Linked DNA regions of Homo sapiens: regions 2 and 3 are each linked to region 1. Evidence: chromatin loops called from intact Hi-C (ENCODE). Cell type or tissue: sigmoid colon. All regions are shown on one strand. Links, peaks and the distances in the headings refer to the core of each region. The heading gives the core; the rest is flanking DNA.

Region 1 (7,675 bases), core at 1,156-6,155:
GGCTCACGCCTGTAATCCCAGCACTTTGGGAGGCCGAGGTGGGCGGATCATGAGGTCCCGAGATTGAGACCATCCTGGCTAACACGGTGAAACCCCATCTCTACTAAAAAACAAAAAATTAGCAGGGCGTGATGGCAGGAGCCTGTAGTCCCAGCTACTCTGGAGGCTGAGGCAGGAGAATGGCATGAACCTGGGAGGCAGAGCTTGCAGTGAGCCGAGATTGCACCACTGCACTCCAGCCTGAGCAACAGAGCGAGACTCCGCCTCAAAAAAAAAAAGAATTGTTCCCTCTAATCTTTTCAAGTAGTTCTTTCCCTGGCCTCTGTTTCCTCACAGATATGCATTGGGCAGCACTCAGCACAAGACTTGAGGGGACCCTGTGTAGGTCTCAGGAGCTGTCTTGCAGCTCTCTCTTCTCCAGCGTTCTCCCCTGAATCCCACAACTCTGACTTCCTTGGCCTCCCAGACTACTAGTATTGTCTCCTCAGCTCCACAAGGCCACCAAGCCCTGCCTGGTTTCCCTAGAAATTCTCTTCAGACCAGGCGCGGTGGCTGGAGCCTGTAATCCCAGCACTTTGGGAGGCTGAGGCGGGCGGATCACCTGAGGTCGGGAGTTCGAGACCAGCCTGACCAACATGGAGAAACCCCGTCTCTACTAAAAATACAAAATTAGCTGGGTGTGGTGGCACATGCCTGTAATCCCAGCTACTTGGGAGGCTGAGGCAGGAGAATCGCTTGAATCCGGGAGGTGGAGGTTGCGGTGAGTCTAGATCGCACCATTGCACTCCAGCCTGGGAAACAAGAGCGAAACTCCGTCTCCAAAAAAACAAAAACAAAACAAATTCTCTTGGGGCAGTAGCTGGGGCAATCGAAGGACTCTTCCTTTGTTTTGAATCTCGGTTGAATGTTTTGTATACCATTGTTTTATACTCTTTGTGTAGTGTTTTAGTTATTTCATACTAGAGCATAAGGCTAGTCCCTGTTATTCCGACGCTATCAAAAATGGAAGTTTCATCCTTTTGGGGGATTTCAAGTGGAGGAGTGGTGTTATATCATCCAAGGGTTAAGAAGATCACTCTTCTGCTGTTCCATCTGAAAGCAGATGGGAAGTGGAGGACAGGTCTGCTATTGTAGGAATGCAGGCAGGAAGTGCTAGGAATTGAAGAGGGATTTTTTTTTTCAAGGGCCACGGGGGCAGAGGGTGGCTCCAGATCCACTTGGAGGTGGAACCCAGAGAACTGGCTGATAAACTGGATGTGGAGTGGGTCGGGGGGAAAGGGAGTTAAAGCTACCTCCTGGGTGTTTCCTAGAACAACTGGGCCAATGGGGAAAGCCAGGGAAGGAAGTGGGCATTGTGGACAGGCGGAGATCAGGAGTTACAGTTTGGATATAAGCTTGAGATGTCTTTTTAATCAGTCACATGGATCTAGTCAAACAGGAAGAGGGCTATAAGAAGGTAGAGCTCCAGGGAGGAGTCAGAGTTGGAGACAGAAAAACGGAGTCATCAGTATAGAATTATTCAAAGCTCTGGGCCTGGAGGAGATCACCCAGGGGAACAGTGTAGACAGAGGAGAAAAGAAGGCCTAGACTGAGTCCGTGGGACCTTCAGCATCTAGATGTCAGGAGAGCAGGAAGAGCTGAGAAGGAGTTGGAGAAGAGGCACCTGTCTTCCCAGGAGACTCAATTCCTTTATTTAACCATGTGTTTTTCAGTTTTATAATTACCTGTTTATCCACCTGTCGCTCAACTTGCCTGGGAGCCCTTGAGGTCGGATGCCCTGTCTTATTTTGCATTGCCCACATCTAACACGGTGTCTGGCACCTAGATGGACCTTGAATGAATGAATGGATGAATGAATGAATGAATGAATGAAGACTAAGGGAGTTAAAAGATTACTGGTATGAGGTCAAAAGGACAGAGCTTTTTTGTAGTCCAAGGGACTGCAAAAGACAATTCTGGGAAAGTTGAGCTCAGAAAAAAAAAAATCTAACAGTCCAGAAACATTTTCCTGAGTGCCAGTTTCCTGATCTGTCAACTAAAACGTCCCGGAGAAGTGATCTTTAGAGTTACTTCTGTTTACATGCTGCACACAGACGGGAACGCTCCATTTGGCTTTCTCTGCAGAGTCCACAAGGAGACAAAACAATGTGTTAAAGTTGCGCTTCCTTGGTTGATGTTTCTATTCTTTTGGTCTTTTGTCTGTTTTCAAACAGATCAAAGCACGTCTTGTGAAATGTTCTGGCCCCAGAGTAGAATTTAAGATGCACAAAGGGCATGAGTAGACATTAATAAAAAACTCATTTTGACCCTTTCGAACTGGCGGCCACCATGGAGGTCAGAAGAGGGCAGGTGTATTCCTGCCAGCCCCCTAGAGACATAAAGATGTCTGCCCCGAGGAATCAGGCTAGGGATTAGTGACAGGCTCCATGCCTGCCCCCTGCCACACTGGACAGCCAAACCTCCTTCTCTTGACTTACAGGACTGGCAAAGACAGTGACAGGGGCCTGGCCGTGGAGCCTGGCTGAAATCCGGGCCCCAGTGAAAGCCCCACAGAGAGCTGCAGAGAAAGGCAACCTTCAGAGGCTGACTTTGATATTTACACTTCCCCAATTTCTACGGAGAGCCGTGGTCTCGTGTTTTACACATTCAGCAATTGCACAGGCCCTGAAAGGTTTTAACTGTCCGGTTGAAACTATAATAAAGTTTACTGTGGTTAAAACCTGAAATGAGTCTGAGTTTGGATTTTTCAGCCCAGTGGCTTCGTGTAAACAGTTTACTTAACGTCGTTTTTGGCTCTTATTCAATAAACCACCATGATAATCCCGTTCACAGACAAAACAGATCACGGATTAGCAGACAGGCTGCTGTAACAAAAGCAGCGCATTACCTGCTCTTTGTGCAAAAGGTAGAGCTCCGTTTTGCAGAAAGTATTCGTCTATCTTTGTTTTCATAGTTGAAGAGAAGGAACGTTACATTGTTTAGCTCCTTTTTGTACCACAAAAATAGATTTTAATTAAGCACATAAAGTGAGCCGGGCTTGGAGCTGTTATTTTCCAGAGAAGGCATACTGGCTTTATTCAAATTGGAAGAGACCCCAGGCAAATGCCAAAATCACCTATTGCTTACATTTCATTTTAATGTGCTCAAGTTCAATAAAAGTTTATCATCTCCATTAAACCAGTACCTATTGGAACTGATTTAATCTTGTTAGCACAAAGAACCACATGAAAGAAACCAAGACCCCAGGACAAGACTGTACATAGCACAGTTGCGCCGGGGTAGAAATTACATAAAAGAAATGAAGCATCCACCGATGACAGAGTGCCTCACCTGCTCTTATGTGTGTGCGCTTGCTCGTGTGTGTGCGGAGTGTACTTGTGTGCACGGATCCACACACCCTGCAGTGCAGGTCTCTGGCCGTCTGCCACAGTGCAGCATGCTGGGGAGGCTGCCAAGTGCGGGAGTCCTCAGCTGCTCAGTGTCACAGCACCGCCACGCTCCCACACGGACCCTGAATTGTGTGACATTTGAACAAACACATGTCACGTGTAGGGGTGCTGGTCAAATGTCTACTGGCAACAGCACAATGAGGACATATATCTTGATTCTAGCCCCAGAGAGCACACACACTCACACACTGTCACACTCACTCACACACACAAACACAGGCCTTTCTTTACCGGGAAGAGTCAGTTTGCTCTCCGCCTTCAGTATTCTCTTTTCTGTCAACTAGAAAGCCTCCAAGAGCTCATGGCTAGACATGAGTGGGGTCCAAGAATTCAGGGGTGTTAGATCTTTGATTCAAGGTGTGGCTTGACATTAGGACTTGGTCACAGGGGACATAAATGACAAGTTGGTGGCACCCACAGGTGTGTGCTTACCTGAGACGGATGCAATGAGGAGGTGGATTTAGTGGATGATATCAGGGGCTGCAGGCAGAAGCTGAAGGATCCATTTCCTTAAAAGACTCAGCACTAAGGCACGAGTGGGATTTCTTAGGACTCCCAGTGAGAAAAGCGCTGAATGGAAGAAGTGATTTTCCCCAGTTCTGTGCCTGTAACTAACTCAGTGGCATCTGCAGGAAGCACAGCCTCATGTTGGCACCTCAGTGGCTTATAGCTTTGGGAACAGAGGGTTACTGTCGCTCTCAGCCTGTCGTAGCTACAGAGACAGTGGTGGGGCCCAGCTTTGAAAGTGACTTGGCAAGGAACAGAGCCTGGAGTGGAAGAACATGCCGTGGCACTTTTGGGATGGCTGTGAGACTCTCTGAGGATCTCCTGAAAATACGTGGTTAAAGTTTGAGTGGGAGATTGGAGGCCTTTCTTATACGGGGTGGCATGAGCCACTGAGGACTGAGGGAATGTGAATTATGGTCCTCTGCCTCCATGACTCAGTTATTGAAGGGAATTTATATATCTTCTATGGAGTGCCAGACACCCTAGTAGACCTGTATCAGCCAGCTCGGACTGCTATGCCATAATGCCACAGACTGGGTGGCTCAAACAACAGAAATTTATTTCTCAGCATTGTGGAGACTGAGAAGTCCAAGATCAAAGTTTTGGCAAGGCAGGTTTTATTCTGCAGACTCTTCTCTTGGCTTGTAGACAACCACCTATTGCTGTGTCCTCGTATGGTGAAGAAAGAGAGAGAGAGCAAGAGAGCTCTCTGGTGTCTCTTCTTATAAGGGCACTAATTTCATCATGAGGGCCCCACCCTCCTGACCTCACTTAGCCTCAAGGCCCCATTTATCTCCCAAAGGCCTCATTTCCAAATACCATCACATTGGGGGTTAAAGCTTCAACATATTAATTTTGGGAGATCACATGCATCTAGTCCATAAAAAGACTCTGTGGGAGGCAATGGACCTTCAAGATGCTTACACAACAGCCAGGAAGAAAGGACCAAAACCTACCCTGCAGAGGTCAGCTGGCTGCAGCCTGCTTCTCCCCTCTCTCACGTTAGCTCAGAGAGCACCGCTCAAGTTGCCTCGTGTGTGTTTCTCAAACATGCTAAGTTCACCTGCTGTTCTTCCATCCTGGAATGACCTTGTGCTCTTCTAAGTATGGCTGGCTTTCTTAGCCCTTGGCTGGTGGTCACCTCTTCACAGAGGGCTCTGTCACATCCCATGGAAACTTCCCTCTAGGCCCCAGTTGCTCTCAATTACCTAACCCTGTTTTATTTTCCCAATACATCCAAAACTAGTTAAAGGTATTTTGTGTATTTGTTTCCTTGTTTATCATTGAGATGTCCCCTGTCCTTGGTACTATGGACTCCATGACAGTAGGGACCTAATCTCTCAAGATCATTTGTGTGTACCCCAAAACTAGGAGAGTATCTGGACATAGTAGGTATTCAATATGTATGTGTTGATGAATCATAAATGCCATAGAGAGGGTGAAAATAATATTTTGTGGGCATCTGAGGTGGGTCTTGAAGGATGGGAAGGATTTTGACAAATGAACATTTTGAGTGAGGAGGGAAGGCAACCCATCCTTTAGCTTTGGAAGGACCACATTTAGATTAAACTTTTTTTTTAGTGCAAACTCATAAGCTTATTTAGAAAGAGCTCTTTAATGGTCTTATTTAGCGTATCAGAACTTAGACCATCGGAAGTTCTTTTTGAAGTCTGACCTAAAAGCTGAACTTCTTCCTTCACTCATTTCAGCCCACCTTTATCTCCCATTCAGTAGAAACGCTACAAACTCTACTCATCATCCATTCTAAATCTTCACATTTGGAAAAACAGACTCTGCAAGTGAAAACCAGTAATGCTTGTATTTTCAATGTCATCTTTTCTTTAAAATGATGTTAAATGATTCTAGGAGTGCAGATTTGTGTTTTAGGTGTATGGATGGTTCCGGATATCTGTTAGGTATACTCTCTGGGTTTTCATGGGATGAGAGATAGTAAGAAAAGTATAGCAAGAAAGCTTTGGAAAGAGCCATTTCCCTAGGTATTGTGTTTGCAAGCATCATAACCTCATTCCTGAGGGCACAGGCACTGTATCTGAAAGCTTTGCTGTGCAGACATCCATTCAGCAAACATTTAATGGCAATGTCCAGGGGCCAGGCGTTGCACTTGGTGCTGTCTCATGCATATAGGTGAATGAGACATGGTCCCACAAGCAGGGCAGGCGATGTGAGATCAGAGTCCTGTGGGTGGTGCGCAAGTGCGTAGAATGATACATACAAAGGTGGAACAAGAAGGTTGCAAAGGAGTGCCAAATAGTATCCTCAGAGAAGCTCCTTTTCAGGATGCACTAGAACATCAGATTCAAGTTAAGTCTAGGGCACACCATGTCTGAACCAGGGCCTTCTAAAACTCATAAGGATAATATCATAGGGACAACTGCCACTCTCCTGCCAGGCATAGTGGCTGCTCAAGCAGAACAGGAGGTGCCCACTGTCTCTGCAAAACTCACCCCAGCATTTCCCTAGGGCCATGCTCCTGAGGTCCCGTTGTTGGGTTAAGGTCTGGTCTGCTCCTCTCAGCATACAGACAACATAAATTCAGGTTCAAAAGCAGGACAGCAGCTAAGAAGAGAGCTGACTTTGAAGTTTAGAGCCTTAGGTTGAAGGGAATTCTCTTGGCCGAGTTACAAAGAGAATAAAATGCTGTCATAAGGAGAGTAGCTTTAGATTTTCACTTTATCTTCAAAATAAAAGATTAGGGACACAATTCTGGTTGAGATGGTTAAGTAGGTGCCTGTATAATTGAATTTCATGCTCATTATTTCTCTCTGAAGTGGTGTACACAAGCAGTCATTGGAAAGCAGGTTTAGCAAATATATTGGTCAGGGCTTTGCTGAACTTTCCAGCTTTCCAAAATGTCCAAGTTCCTTCAGTCTTCTTCATGTGCCGTGCGAGATGTACAAGACGACACTGATGGAGCCGGTGAGCCAGGCAGTTTCAAGACAAGCTTCTCTTCCATTAGCAAACTTGTCATAGGATTGGAAAGTTTTCTTTTTTTCCACAAGATTAGACATGGTCCAAAGAATACTTTATGCCGCTTTGGATCAGCAATCTGCCTGCACCTTTGACATCTCATAATTGAGGTATATGTCAGAGTCCAAAGTAAGAATACATGAAAGCTCTGTGTATGATACTATCATGGTGGGTTCATGTGGTTATACCCTTGTCCAAACCCATAAGATGAACAGCACTAAGAGTGAGCCCTAATGTTAACTATGGACTTTGGGCAATAATGATGTGTCAATGTGCGTTCATCAGTCATAACAAGTGTAGCACTGTGGGAGAATGTTCATAATCGGGGAGGCTGTGTATGTTTGGAGCAGGGCATATATGGGAAATCTCTGCATCTTCCTCTCAATGGTGCTGTGAAACTAAGACTGCTCCAAAACATAAATTTTTTTTAAAAAAAGAAATATACCAAAGGCGTAGTTGTGATGAAAAGTGAGGGAGTTGGCCTTCAGTGTCCCCTACAGGGAACCCTTGTTTCCTCTTTGCTACTCAAAGGTTTTTTTTTTTTTTTTAAATGATGCCTAAATGAGGTAGTTCAATGCAATTGATCGAATTGCCTGTAGTGAAAATCCAGGATTCAGTGGGGAAAAATTCTCAGCTCCTTGGAAATGACCACATTAAGCAGTTGGCCCTCTGGATCTGTAGCTTCTTCATCTGCCAATTCAACCAATCCCTCGAAAATATTTAAAAAATAA
Region 2 (7,675 bases), core at 1,005-6,004, 120 kb after region 1:
CCAGCATCTGCTCCTGGTGAGGCCTCAAGAAGCTTCCAATCATGGCAGAAGGTGATGGGGAGCCAGTGTGTCATATGGAGAGTGAGAACAAGAGAGATGGGGTGATACACACTTTTAAACAATCGTATCTCTTGTGAACTCACAGCAAGAGCACACTCATTACCATAGGGAGGGCACCAAGTCATTCGTGAGGGGCCCGCCCCCATGACCCAAACACCTCTCACCAGGCTCCACCTCCAACATTAAGTGTTATATTTCTGCTGGGTGCAGTGGTTCATGCCTGTAGTCCCGGCACTTTGGGAAGCCGAGACGGGCAGATCACGAGGTCAGGAGATCGAGATCATCCTGGCTAACACGGTGAAACCCCGTCTCTACTAAAAATACAAAAAATTAGCCGGGCGTGGTGGCGGGCACCTGTAGTCCCAGCTACCCGGGAGGCTGAGGCAGGAGAATGGCGTGAACCCGGGAGGTGGAGCTTGCAGTGAGCCCAGATCATGCCACTGAACTCCAGCCTGGGGGACAGAGGGAGACTCCATCTCAAAAAAACAAAACAAAACAAAACAAAACACCAAAAACAAACAAACAAAAAGAAAACAAAACAGAAATTAGCCGGGCGTGGTGGTGTGTGCCTGTAATCCCAGCTACAATGGAGGCCGAGGCAGGAGAATTGCTTGAACTCGGGAGGCAGAGGCTTGCAGTGAGCCGAGATCGCACCACTGCACTTCAGCCTGGCAACAGAGTGAGACTCCGTCTCAAAAAAAAAAAAAAGGGTTATGTTTCAAAATGAGACTTGGAGAGGATACATATCCAAACCATATCAATGGTATTTTAGTAAATTTTTAAAATTCTGAATAGTTTTAGATTTATAGAAAAGTCGCAAAGGTAATACAGAGTTCTCCCATACCCCTCATCCAATTTCCCTTATTGCTAATGTCCTACATTATCATGGCATATTTGCAACAATCAAGAAAGCAACACTGGTACATTACCGAAAACTACATTCCACACTTTATTCAGATTTCACTATTTTTTTCCAGTAATGTCTTTTTTCTGCTCCAGGATACCACATGACATTTTGTCATTGTGTCTCCCCTCTCTCCTCTTGTCTCTGACAATTTCTCAGTCTTTCCGTTTTTTTTTAAATGACATTGACAGTTTTGATGAGTCCTGGTCAGGTATGTTGTAAAATTTTCCTCAATTTTCTCACCATTAGACTGGGATTATGGGCTTTGGGGAAGGCTGCCATAGAGAGGAAGTGCCTTTCCTATCATATCATATCAAAAGTTCATGCTACCAACTGATGACGTTAACATTGAGCCTCTGGCCAAGGCAGCGTTTGTCGCGTCTCTCCACTGCGGAGTTACCGTTCTTCATCCCTCTTCATATGCTACTCTTTGGAAGCCTGTCACCTCCTGGAGAGAGCAATATTTACATCAATTATTTGTTGGCCAGGTGCGGTGGCTCACACCTGTAATCCCAACACTTTGGGAGGCTGAGGAGGGTGGATCACCTGAGTTCGGGAGTTCGAGACCAGCCTGACCAAAATGGAGAAACCCTGTCTCTACTAAAAATACAAAATTAGCTGGGCGTGGTGGCACATGCCTGTAATCTCAGCTACTCAGGAGGCTGAGGCAGGAGAATTGCTTGAACTCAGGAGGCGGAGGTTGCGGTGAGCCGAGATTGTGCAATTGCACTCTAGCCTGGGCAACAAGAGCAAAACTCTGTCACAAAAAAAAAAAAAAATTATATGTTATTCTTCTGTAAGGGAAGACTTGTCTTTATTTTTATTTTTATAATAAAATGCTACATTATTTATTTTGTTGCTCAGCTTGTTCCAGCTTCAGCCATTGGGAGCTCTTTCAGGTTGGCTTGTAAGTCCCTTTGACATGCATGCCCCCCATCAGTTTGATTTTTGAGCATTTTCTTACTTTCTCACCCTACAGGATACTCCAGGCTCATTTTTGTATGCTTGTTGCACCAGTCCTGGAACCAGCCATTTCCCCAAGGAGCCCTGATTTCTTGATTGGAGAATAGTAACTGAGATCAGGGTACTTGGCAGGCTTATTGTTACACAGGTGTTACTGCTTCTAGGCTTCTAGACCTAAGAACTGCCTGAGTATACACATGTACCATAAGGAGTTCTATATGTATGTATTACATATATATAAACCTAAACCTGACTTCATGCTGATGTCTCTCATCTAGGACAAACTGTTTCATCCTAGCTTCCTACCTTTGCTTTTCTATAACTTTCCTCTTGAACAGCAAGAAAACTGGCTACTGTCCTCCACCATCCATTTACTTATTTACTTGTCAAACCTGCTATGCATGGAACACAGTTCTGGAATTGTTAGCCAGTAATCCCAGGAGAAACAACATTACCAACTAGAATACATTGTATAGGTACAGCTGCTTTTGTGTTTAGCCTTCAAGTTTTCAGTCAAAATGCTGTTTTCCAAAGTTACTTAGTTCAATCCTTCCCTCCCTCACCCATATCCTGCAGTGAGGTTGTGTCGTACATTGTAACACAGTTAGATTCTTCTGTCACATTCTACATTCTTTTCTGGGGTCCCCTAACATCCTGTGGCTTTATTATTTATTTTTTTACTTTGCATACATTGAAATTCACATTTTGTGCTATAAAGTTTTATGGATCTCGACAAGTGCACAGTCATTAATCCTCTCCTACTTTGCCACACATAATGGTTCTATCACCCTAAAAATTCCCTTCTGCAGCCTCTTTGTAATCAACTACTCCTCCTTCCCCAAGCCCTGACAATTACTGATATAGGGTTTTCCATTCCTTGACAATTACTGATACAGGATTTTCCATTCTATAGCTTTGCCTTTTCCAGAACATCATATGAATGAAATAATACAATATGTAGCTTTTTAAATCTGGCTTGTTTCCCTTTTGCACACACCAGAGAAGTAGACATATTTTTGAATACATCATATTTTTATGGATGAGTAGCCCTGCAGGAGGATTAAATAAATTAATAGACTTTGTTTAAAAAAAAAGTGTTAAATGCAAATAAAGTCCAGTCACTGGCTGCAGTGCTCTGGCTGGCAGCTACGCAGAGCAGAGTAAAACACCTGGGACTATTGGGTAAATATGTGAATTGTGGAAAAGAATCACTACCACTTAAGTAGCTCTGTTATCTTCGCTAATTTTCTCCCACTCACTAAACAATTGTGGAAGAGTTTGTTAGGGGAGAATGAGCTTTCTTTGGGCATCAGTGCGGTCCGTTTTGCAATAGCATTCAATTGGTTTCTCACTTGCTTCTTTCTCGCTTCTGGGAAAATGTGGCCATAGAGCTTATTTTCCTTTTGCATCTGTCTCAGTTATTTTTCATGGATGTTGCCCGCCATCCTACTCCATGAGTGTCTCCAGCTAACACCCGCCCCCGTGCACCAGTCATGCCCTCTTGCCTCTCAGCTCCATACCCATCCTTCTGCAGCCTACGCCCTCATCTGCTGACTTCTTACGTTCTGCCAATAGGTGGTGCTAGAGAGAGAATGGACTCCTACTTTTCGAATTTAGTGTTGCTCAGAGAGAGGCAGCTGCCTGGAACTGGGCTTTTCTGGAGCTTCCAGAACCTTCTATGTCCTGTAGAGCCGCCATCAGCAGTGGCTATGCCCCTTCCTCAGAGATCTGAGCACCATTGCCTCAACAACTTGCATCTTTTTTCTTTTGTTGCGTCAGCTCAGGGGTAGTAGCAAATTTCATATCTAATTCCTGGGACAGAAGAAATGACAGGGCCAATAATTTATAAATGATGTAGGGATGCATGCATGTATGTACAAATTAATATATGCCTATTTATTTTCTTAAAGTTTGCCCTGTTTTCAGAGAAGGAAATTGAGGTAGTTTATAAGGATAGTCATTTATCATATACTGCTTAATAGCATATAATTTTATTTGTGGAAATGACTGTTTGGTTATTAAAGGAAACTGAATAACCAAACTTCCTCAGTATTCCTTTTGTGCTTCCAGTCTACCAACACCTGAGGAATCATTCTTGTATTAAATCCTGCGTGTTCGAAATTCCCGATATCGTTTCTCTTTCTCTCACTGTATCCTGACTGACAAAACCAGTTAAAAGTCCAGTCTTCCCACCCCATTCTTGTGGCATCTTACTCCTTTAGAAGATTTCTCATTCAGGCCAGGTGCGGGGGCTCACACCTGTAATCCCAGCACTTTGGAAGGCCGAGGCAAGCAGATCATCTGAGCTCAGGAGTTCAAGACCAACCTGGCCAACATGGTGAAACCCCATCTCTACTAAAAATACACCAATTAGCTGGGCGTGGTGGCGTGTGCCTGTAATCCCAGCTACTCAGGAGGCTGAGGCAGGAGAATCACTTGAACTCGAGAGGTGGAGGTTGCAGTGAGCCGAGACTGTGCCATTGCACTCCAGCCTGGGCAACAAGAGCTAGACTCTGTTTCAAAATAAAAATAAAAATAAAAATAAAAAAAGTGAAGAAGATATCTCATTCAGCGCTTCACATGATTCTCTTTTTTGAAGAAAACCTCCTGTAGATGTCAGGACATTTTATAAAGACTTTAATATCTATACTTTACAATAGGGGGAGCATGTTTACTGCTCTCAGGAGCATCCCACAAATGGAAGGCAGTGCTTTTATTATTCTGAGATGAAGTTTCAATTTCCTTTAATGACCAAACTCTGTCATTTCCACAAATAAAATTATATACTATTAACCAGTACATGATAAATGAGTATCCTTGTTAACTACCTCAATTTCCTTCTGTGAAAACAGGACAAACTATAAGCAAATAAATAGACATATATTAATTTCTGCATACCTGCATGCATTCCTACATCGTTTACAAATGATTGGCTTCGCCATTTCTTCTGTCCCAGGAATATGTAATTTGGTTTTTTTACACACGTAAAACCAGCAAATAAACAAAAGAAAATTGAAAACAATAGTAACGAGGAGAGTATTTACATTTTCAGCTACTCCATTCCCCAGTGTGCTTGGGGTCTAGAGCTCTAGGTTATCACCATTTTACACATGAGGCTTAAACAACAGATTCAAAGAAATTAGTGACTTGGCTCATTTATCCAGCTAGTAAGTAGCAGCTCAGCCGGCCTCACTATCCATGATTGTACGCACCATTTTCCTAAAGCCTAACCGTCCTCCTACTTCCCAGGTCCCTGACGGTAGGCAGTATCCTTGAAAGAATGCGGCTGTCCCTGTCAACCTGGATGGAGAGTTCAGCCCCTGGCTTGGGAAGTTAGGCCTCTGACCATGAGTTTTACTCTCCCTCCTTTAACTTTTCCCTCCCGTGAAGAAGAAAGTTATTTTCAAACCTCCATCTGTTTTGTGTTTAACGTGCAGAAAGGTTGCACATTTTCAGTCAGGGACCTTGTTCATAAGCAGTAGATCGTACAACAGTTTATTACACAAGTGGAGATTTTTATGGCTGGCCTTTGTTGAGTTGCCAACTGGGAGAAAGAACATAACGTGCTTAGTGGTCCCTATCAGGAAAAATGAGAAAGCATTAAATACCAGTCAAATCGTCAAGCATTGGAAAGCTGGTAATCAAATCCAGAAATCCCTGGAGTATGGTTGATGAGGAGGGTTTTCTCATCACATTTTTTACATCCATAATTGTTTTCCAAGTCACTTGTGTCACAGGCAGTATCCCAAAGCATTATGTGAGAAGTGCCTCAATGGTGGAATAAACGTTTGACCTAGAAAGACTCACGTCCACTTTGAAATCTGGCCCTGGTCAATGCAGGGCATGAAACTGGCACCCCAGGAAGAGCTTTATATATTTTTAATTACATTATCATGTTGAGGACATCAGCTACATAGAAACTTGCTCAAGACTTACTAGGCTTCTTTCCATACCCAGGCCATATTCTCTGTATTCCTAGGAGGGAATGTAATTTACTGGTGGTTTGTCCCCAGCCATGAGACAGAGGGTAGAAAACTCCACAAAGCATCCTAGTAAACATTGCATCTGAACAATTCCAACTGTAACCAGCCAATGCCAATGGTAATGGATCACTCTTGCCCCTTCCTTTTTAATTTTCCCAAAAGCTCAGACCATCACAGAGGCTGCCCAATAAAAGTCGGTAGAGACCTCAGAAACATTCCAGTCTTCCAGCAGTTCTCAGCCCAGGCTGCACGTCAGAGTCCCTGGGGGAGCCTCATCCCAGCCTAATTAAATAAAATCTCTTGGAGTGGGCGAGGACATTGGTACATTCTCCAGGTGACCCTAATATGCTGCCTGGATTAGAAATCACGGGTCTAGTCTAGCTACCTAATTTTACTGGTGGAGGAAATTGAGCCTGGAGAAGTTACTGTCCACAATACTTGATTCACAGTGCCTTGGTTCTTTCCCAGGGAGGCGTTTTCTCACAATCACGCTGTAACTCCATAACTTCATGTCTCACATCTCCTAACTCTGTGTTTATAAAAGCGACGCATTCAAACCTAACCCAGTCCGCTTTTTGCTTGTGCACAAATACCGTGCAGTAGCTTGTATGAGCAGTACCAGCAGCTCTGTGTTCCCCAAGGTATATGAAGAATAATGTCAGGACTGTGGAGAAAATGCAGGTAAAGAACCCACTTTTTTCTCCAGATGGTCCATGGAGAAGGGATTTAAGAAGTGGTCCTTAAACATGAAGGAGATTCAACTTCATTTTTCTTATTAGTCCCTTATTAAATCCTTCTCTGTTTGTGTTTGAAAAAACAGCTGTGTGTTGTGTGTTTGAAAAAACAGTCCTACTTTATTCCTGATGTCAATGTTAATGGTCTCCCCATCAAGTCCCAAAATGTTCTAAGATGGTTATTAAATTTTATGATCACCCTACTCTAGATGAGTCCCACCAAAAGTGTCACACTTGCTGTTATTGAAAGATCCTTCCTTTTTCAGGCTGAGAATCTCAAGCCTTTTTCCAACCCACAGGCCACGTTCTAATTGCTTTCTTCCTGGGAGTCTGATAAACAGTGTTCTCGATCTGATAGACAGCTAATACCCCGGGGGGACATTGCTCGGTAGCCTTGGACTTCTCAGCTTAATCGCCCTAGCTTTAATGCCACTTAAATCAGAATGTAAGCACTGAAAGAATTTCAGGAATCCAATGATATAAATTGTATTTTTAGAGCCGTGAATGACTTGAGCGAGTGAAACAGTGCAGTGGCTTAAGATAGTTCTCTTTAGTTTTCCCATGATTTATCACAAGCAAGTTCACAGCAGGTTAAAATAATTGAATGCGGTGATAGCATACATACTGGCATGATTTTATGAGCCGTCATTCATAACATATTTGTCCCAAAGCATAATTTCCATGATAGAACTCTGATTCACATGTAATTTTTTTGCAGCGACGACACAGTTGAAATAACTCCTTCGTGGAGGCTGGCTACATTTTCACAACGTCTGGTCCCAAGCTAGATCTTCGGGAAAAGGGATCAAGGAAATGACTATTCCTCCAAATAAAATGTAAGTATATCCTGATAAAATGTTCACTTTTTTGGAGAATAAAGAGAAATGTTCTTTCCGGGAGAATTGTGACTCGGAGGTTATGCCTTGCGATCTCTACCTATTTCTCACTACTTCTTTTATTTTTCTTTTTCCTTCATTGTTTATTTTCCACTTTTCTCCTAATGTACTTTTTCTTCTACTTATTAGCTGTGT
Region 3 (7,675 bases), core at 1,005-6,004, 260 kb after region 1:
AAATCCTGGCCTCCATCCTTATTGATTGTATGATATGAACTCGAGTGCATGCTTTTAAGCTCTCAACCCTCTACTTTTCTATGTGTAAATGTGGAAACAAGAATGCCTCCTTCATTGGAAATTTTTGAGGTTTTAGTGGAAAAGCATATAAAAAGTGCTTGACATAGTGCAGGGATGTGCTGATGTACTCAATAAATGGTAGCTATCTTATTCACACATGAATATTAATTATACTTTAATTCACACTATGCAGCCATAAAAAAGAACGAGATCATGTCCTTTGCAGGGACATGGTTGGAGCTGGAGGCCATTATCTTTAGCAAACTAATGCAAGAACAGAAAACCAGATACCACATGTTCTCACTTACAAGTGGGAGCTCAGTGATGAGAACACATGGACCCATAGAGGGGAGCAACACATACTGGGGCCTGTCGGAGGGTGGAGGATGGGAGGAGGGAGTGGATCAGGAAAAATAACTAATGGGTATTAGGCTTAATACCTGAGTGATGAAATAATCTGTACAACAAACCCCCATGACACGCGTTTACCTGGGTAACAAACCTGCACATCCTGCACATGTGCCCCTAAACTTAAAAATTAAAAAAAAACTTATAGGCCGGGCACAGTGGCTCACGCCTGTAATCCCAGCACTTTGGGAGGCCAAGATGGGCGGATCACGAGGTCAGGAGATCGAGACCAACCTGGCTAACACAGTGAAACCCCATCTCTACTAAAAATACAAAAAATTAGCCGGGCATGGTGGCGGGCACCTGTAGTCCCAGCTACTAGGGAAGCTGAGGCAGGAGAATGGTGTGAACCCAGGAGGCTGAGCTTGCAGTGAGCCGAGATCACGCCACTGTACTCCAGCCTGGGCGACAGAGTGAGACTCTGTCTCAAAAAAAAAAAAGTGTATATTAATTCTCATATCAATGTTTATATCAATATGCTTTGATATGTTAATTTACAATTATTTATGTTATTATAAGATATCATATTGATTCTAAATTCACAATGACCAGCCTCTCATGAATTTCTCTTAAGATTCACTGCCCAGCTATTATCATTTCTCTTTCTTTTTTGTTTTTTTTTTTTTTTGAGGTGGAGTCTCACTCTGTCCCCAGGCTGGAGTGCAGTGGCAACATCTTGGCTCACTGCAACCTCCGCCTCCCAGGTTCTAGCGATTCTCCTGCCTCAGCCTCTCGAGTAGCTGGGACTGCAGGCGTGCACCACCACGCCCAGCTAATTTTTGTATTTTTAGTAGAGATGGGGTTTCACCATGTTGGCCTGGATGGTCTCGATCTCCTGACCTCGTGATTTGCCCGCCTCAGCCTCCCAAAGTGCTGGGATTACAGGTGTGAGCCACCGCGCCCAGCCTATCATTTCTTTTTACCCCAGATTGTGCTTGAGAGTTATGAAGATAATTATTGTCATTATATAACTTATATTGTATTTTGCAAAGTGTTTTATATATCTATCATCACTTATTCTTTTCCTTTCAAAAAAAAAAAACTGAAAAGGCATAATAATTAAACTTATTCTCCGGTGAGGTGTGGTTTTTATTCTGGATCTGGTCTTTTGATGCCTCTGAAGACAGTGCCAAGCCTTGTCTGGGTCTCAGCAAGATCATTACATGCTATGAGGACCAGCAAAGGCTCATGGCTGAGCCCAGATCCTCTTCTCTTATAATTGAGAATGCTGTTCTGTCTAAATATAAAACCAAAGAGAGAGAGAGAGAGAAAACAAAGTTTTGAGGATAGACAGCTGGAGGCAGTCTGCCAAATTATAGCACCTCTTATTTCTTTGATGTATTCAACTCTCTCCCCCACCAAAAAAGATCATATTCATTAATATTTTTATTTTTTTGTTTTCTTCTTATTATTATTTATTATTATTATTTGAGATGGAGTCTCACTCTGTCACCCAGGCTGGAGTGCAGTGGCGCGATCTCGGCTCACTGCAAGCTCCACCTTCCGAGTTCATGGCATTCTCCTGCCTCAGCCTCTGAAGTAGCTGGGACTGTAGGCACCTGCCACCACACCTGGCTAATTTTTTGTATTTTTTTAGTAGAGATGGGGTTTCAGTGTGTTAGCCGGGATGGTCTCAATCTCCTGACCTCGTGATATTTTTCTACCAATTCTGTGAGATTACAAGTTTGATTGTACAGATGAGGTTACTGAGTTTCCAGAAACATTAAGAAATTGGCTCAAGGTCACCCAGCAGATTCAGACCTAGAACTCTCGTCTCGGGGCTTGCAAAACCAAATTTACCACATGGTCCCCCAGAGAAATGCGCAGCCCAAGGGAACATGGTCTTTTCAGATAGGCAGATGCCTGGCATTTAACCTATTTCCTCTCTCAACCTAACAGTCCGTCTGCTTAAAGCTTTTTTTTTAATTTAATTTTTTATTTTAACATGGTAGCCATCTGCACTGGCTTCAAGATTGAAAGAATTAGATGAGAAGGGGAGATGGAAATTCAGCAAATGTAACTCAGGATTGGCTGGGAGAGGAGGACAGAATGAGGCATAGGGATAGCAAAGGAATCCCTGGCTTAGTAGAAATGCAGCCTTCACAAAGGATTGTGTTCTTAACACATAGATTAGAGCATGACACTACAGAATGTCCCAGAGACAGAAAGTATTCTCAAGCATCATGTTTGGTTGTTTCAAAACCTTGTGTCTAACAGTAGAGCCAGGATTATTTTCTAACATTTAAAGAATGGTTAATATACCTACATTTATATATATGTATATGCATATGTTTGTATATGATATATAACATATATATAGTATGAGAGAGGTAAAGATTATCTTTGAGGATGCTCTTTGCAGTGGTATATGTGCTACAGTAACACCGAGGGAAAAACTGGAGTTGGTTAACAAAAAGAAAATATTTAAATACATAAAAAATGGGATTTAACATGCACTTTAAATATCGTGTTTTCAGAGGATCATGAGATGCAAAGATGTTTACAATGCAAGAAGGAGGTTTCAGAATTGCATATGATATAGTCCCAATTCTTGAGAAATTGTAGGGTAGGTACCTTTTTATATCCATGTTCAGGTATATGAATCAGAAGAAAAAAGGCAAAGTATTAGCAGGTGCTGCTTATCTCTGCAGACTTGAATTCCTATTAATTTTGCCTTTCATCCTGAAACTTTTATACATTTTTCAAATTTTCTATAATGAACACGCACTTGTTTTATAGTCAGAAAAGGCAATACATGCTTTAAATGCTATAATAGAATAGTATATATCACAAGCTTCACTTAGGCTCTCAAAAGAACGTAAACCTGTATTCAAGAACCACAGCCCCATGGAATGAAGACTCTCCTCTTAATTTTAGAAGAACTTCTTTGCCTCATAAAATACACCCTTTCTTCCAAACTCTAATTCTCCTTTATATCTAATTTTTATTCAGCTACTTAGTGGATGCCCACGGTTAACCTCATTAATCTTCGTATGGTAATTTATTAGGGATAAAGGGCTCTTAATTTGACCACTATAATTACCCTAGAGGTGAGTATAATGACGTCTGTCTTACAGGGATGGGAAACTAAGGTATAGAAACGGGAATGACCTGCCCGAATTTACACATACAGCATGGTGAAGCACTTGAACTCAGATCTCCTGGCACCCAATCTTGTGGCCTCTCTCGATGAACAAGCGAACACAAGAAGGCGTAAATCTGAGTCCCTTTGTCTCAGGCATCTCTGCAGCAATAGCTTTCAAGGAACGCAGGTCAAATGGCAGGTCCTTTTCCCGGAGGCCCCTCCCACCGGCCCCGGGCGTGTGTGCGCGCTGTCTGCTTAATTCACTCATGGCTCTGTGCCACAGAATACATAAACAAGTGGGGAAAGCCTCAGAGAGGAATCTTGGTGCCCAAATGGAGCAATTTGTCTTCTGAAATTATTGTTTGAAATTGTTTATGTCAGTTGCCGAGTTTCTGTTCTGTACTTCAGGGACCTGTTTGTGATGGAAGGAAAAGTTCCCCGCGGCTGAACAGCCGTGCTAGTTGAACACTTGTAGTGACAGTGTTGTCAGCTGCTTCCCAGTCCTCCCTGACTTGGAGAGGGTTTTGATGAGGTTCCCTACACCCCAATAGAGCACCCCAAGAACTATCTGATGCTCACATGCCTGCTGCGTGTGCTAACTAATTTAATCCTTACAGCAATCCTGTAAGGAGGTACTGTTGTTACAGTCCTCCCATCCATAGAAGAAGAAACCAAGCCTCCAGCGCTGAAGGAGCTATCTCAAAATCCCATGCCTTGTAAATGGAAAAGCTGGGACTTGATCTCATGCACCTTTGGATTCTAAGTCCATGCTTGTGACTGCTACCCTGTACTGCTTCGCACAAGTATCCGAACCAGTCAGAGCTGGCTTGAGCCATCTGACTTTGCCACCCCATCCTCCCGGTGAGCATGTGAATTGTGGATTCTGCCCTCTTAGTGACATCGTAAGGCATTTCCACTTGAGGTTTTTCTTCCCTATTCCTCTAGTGTCTTGAGTTATTTTAACATGAAAGCCTCAAGCTCACAAACCTGGCAGCTTTGTGAGTGAGAGAGAATTCCTTTTGAGGCATGAATTAGTCTTCTTCAAATGTTTTGACAAACTGAGAGTGTGGTGCTTAGGGAAAGAATAGCTTCGCAGTGTTCGTGTGAACAGACATCTTTCTAAAACAACTTGAGCCCATGCGTGAGGCTCAATCATTGAAATCACTGCATGGTAATTCTGAGACCGAGCCTTTTGGCTTTCAGTATTCTCTTGGTTTTGACTCGCCAAATGCCCAGCACTAGATGCTGGCCTGAATTCATATCTCTTAATCTCCCTAAAGGAAGCAGAGCCGGGACATCCCTTAGGATGAAGAAAGAACAGTGTGTACCTGGTCTCAGCCCCCGCTGCTTGAGTGCTCTCCTGTAAGAGTCACTGAGGCCAGGCCAGCCCAGCACCCCTCAGAGCTCACCTTGTTCCTTGAGACCATCGAGGGCTACCTCAGTGACCTGATCATCATTTTCACCTCGTCCTCTCTGAGTACTCCCTGCAGTAGATGAGCAGACAGTCAGGCCTATGTTATTCTTGGTCAGTGAATACAACAGATAACAGCATGCAGGGCAACATTTGGCTAGGGAACAGTTATCATTGGTACCTGGAATCAGAAGGCAAGGAGCAAATTGAGCTCAGGCATTAGCACTCCACACAAAAATCATCCCTGGCTCTCAGCCTTGTTTGGGAAATGTGGCCAGGATTAGGGCAAGACCGACGCAGATAACCAGGTCTCTCATTTCACCTTCTCCAAGCATTCTGTCAGCCACCCTCTTCTCTTTACCGGGAAATTCGATGCTTCTGTACCCCAAAGAGGAACATGTCAGACCCACAGATGACACGGGCCACTGGTGGGGAACGGTGGCTTTGTCCTAGAGTCAGATAATGCCAGGCAAAGGAAAGAATTTGGTGGGTGAACCATGCACAGGAAGAGCAGAGGAGAGTTGTACATATGATGTGTGCCACACAGTATCAGCTTCCAGCTCTGGAGGAGACCAGAAGCCTCTGATGGTGGTCCTGCTTGTTACTTTCTAGGAAGTTATCCATTCATCAGCCAATAGCTTTCCCAAAGACCTATGCCTGGTAGTGTCCTTGAAGGCAATAATGTCAAGGTCAAAGATTACATATAAGGATGCGTCCAGCTAAACCTAGGGTAGGATTCAACAGAAAAGGGAAGGTAAAAGACTAAATTATAAACAGGTACCACTGCCCTTTTCGCGGAGAGAGTTTTCAGGGGGCTCATGCTCTGTTGTATCCAGGGTTTGTGATCTTGACCTGGCACCATATGGAGAGGATGCATCATAAATAGCCATCCAAGCTGCTGTTCAACACTTCTTAACCCAGGTCCTAAGTATGATAACTGCCATGTGCATTCTGTCAGAAGTGTACGTTTTGCTCACTTTTACAAACACCTGCATCCACATACCCAGAAGTCTTTGATTGGTAGAACAGGATTTAAAAGTAGATCTCAAAGCTTTACCTGGTTGTGCTGATAGCTTTCTGCCACCACGGGATGCCCCTCTTCAACAATTATCATATGGAACCTCTTTGTTTGCAAATAATAGAGAATCAAACACTAGAAACCCTGAACAAGCTTAAGCAAAAAGGAACACTTATTATAAACATACTGGGGTATCTCATCAAACTGAACGACAGGACTGTATTAGCGACTTGGGTGGAAATAAGCTGGAATTGGGGATTTGAACACTCTCAGGCTACTCTTCTGGCCGTCTTCTGTGCTCCATCTTCTCCCGCAATATTGACTGGCTTTGTTTCCCAATTCATGTGGGTGAAAATGGCCACCTCCGACTGCTATTGAATTTTCTCTTCCAGTCCCATTTCCAAAATTCCTAGGGAAAAGTTCAGTCTGGCTTGAGGGATGCCCATCCTCAGAACAAAAACTAGGACTAGGAAGAGAGACAAAAACCATGCGGATGGCAGAGGAGAAAAGCATTTCCTATTAAACCCAGTGGAAAACCGTTTCAGAAGAGAATAAAAGGGAGGCATCACCGGCTTCCCCTCCTTTCTTTCATTTGTCACTGTCACCAACAACTTTACTGTCAGTACCTGTCTCTGTCTTCCTCTGTCGCTTTCTCTCGTGCGCGCGCGCTCTCTCTCTCTCCCGCTCCTTCTCTCTGTCTCTCATTCTCTCTTTCTTATCAGGCCTGTCAAGTCTTTCGGGAATGAAAATTACTCACACATACACAGATACACACACATACACATACACATACAAGCTGTTGTTAAGTAGAACTGGAAGGAGGCAAATTAAATGCTGTGGGCCTGACAACTCCTTTTATTTATTTGTTTGAGTTTCCTGGGAGAAAAGGCCAGACAAGCTTCCCTAATTCCCAAACTACATGAAGCTCCTGGCATGACACTCCCCAAATTGTAATTATTTGTTTAACATCTTTCCCCCTCTCTAGGCTGTAAACTTTCCATAGGCAGAACTTGTGACAGTTTTATTCACAGCTGGATCCCTCATGTCTAAGACAGTGTTTGGACGTACAGTAGGTGATCAGTAAATATTGAATGAATGAAATGAATGAATGGACAAATGAATGATGTTAGCATGTTCACCTTACTGGCAAATTCCCAGATGAAGACATTACTTCAAAGGCTCCTGGCAGCCCTACCAATTTGGCTACCAATAATCATAGTAATAGTGCTTTTGTTGTTTTCAAAAGTCTGATCAAAGAGTGTGTCATATAAGTAAGTCTAATTCACATCTCTCTCTTTCTCTCATTCTCTCTCTCTCTCTCCATTTTTCATGAATTTATTATCAAGACATAGCAATTCTTTTTTTTCCACTTGTTTCTCAAATTTGCCCTCTTTTATTTATTCCCAAGTGGACTTTCTTCCTTATCCATGGATCATGATGAGAGTCTCCAAACCAACCCTGTCTCTTCCCATCGTCTGAGCATCAGATGAGTCCTCCTAAAATGTCAATGTTACTGAGTTACTTTGCTGCTCAAAAACATGCCGGTGTAGCCCTCTTTCTACAGGAGAAAGTGGAACGTAGCATCCATGGCCCTCTTTTTCTGAATTCCTAACTCCTGTTACAGTGTTATCCCTTACCACTCCCAAATAGGAACCTTTTCCTTGAACAAGGCAATGTCCAGGGGAACACTACA

The links. A loop is a pair of places that touch in the nucleus more often than their neighbours do. Peaks named below come from ENCODE experiments on the same cell type or tissue, not always from the same donor. Only the 100,000 strongest peaks of a DNase experiment are listed, where the experiment ranks them.
Region 2: it touches region 1 in a loop (2.4-fold over the local background); 1 of 110 quality-filtered maps calls a loop at or near these places.
Region 3: it touches region 1 in a loop (3-fold over the local background); 1 of 110 quality-filtered maps calls a loop at or near these places.

What each region holds. Positions count from the first base shown.
Region 1 is chr17:12,419,394-12,427,068 of GRCh38, forward strand. No RefSeq gene overlaps it. Among named protein-coding and RNA genes, the nearest start is that of LINC00670, 130 kb to the right of the region's middle. In sigmoid colon, for the core only: no CTCF peak of the experiment used is centred there; a DNase peak (open chromatin) is centred at 3,428; H3K27ac peaks cover 624 bases.
Region 2 is chr17:12,542,598-12,550,272 of GRCh38, forward strand. LINC00670 (long intergenic non-protein coding RNA 670) reads left to right here and starts at 7,371. Exons shown (of 4, transcript NR_034145.1): 1 at 7,371-7,480. RefSeq lists a silencer at 3,335-3,629. In sigmoid colon, for the core only: a CTCF peak has its summit at 3,454 (motif pointing right); no DNase peak of the experiment used is centred there.
Region 3 is chr17:12,676,816-12,684,490 of GRCh38, forward strand. The region is part of intron 1 of MYOCD (myocardin); the gene reads left to right. All of the region lies in intron 2 of MYOCD-AS1 (MYOCD antisense RNA 1), which reads right to left. Among named protein-coding and RNA genes, the nearest start is that of MYOCD, 15 kb to the left of the region's middle. In sigmoid colon, for the core only: no CTCF peak of the experiment used is centred there; a DNase peak (open chromatin) is centred at 3,786; H3K4me3 peaks cover 1,117 bases; H3K27ac peaks cover 310 bases.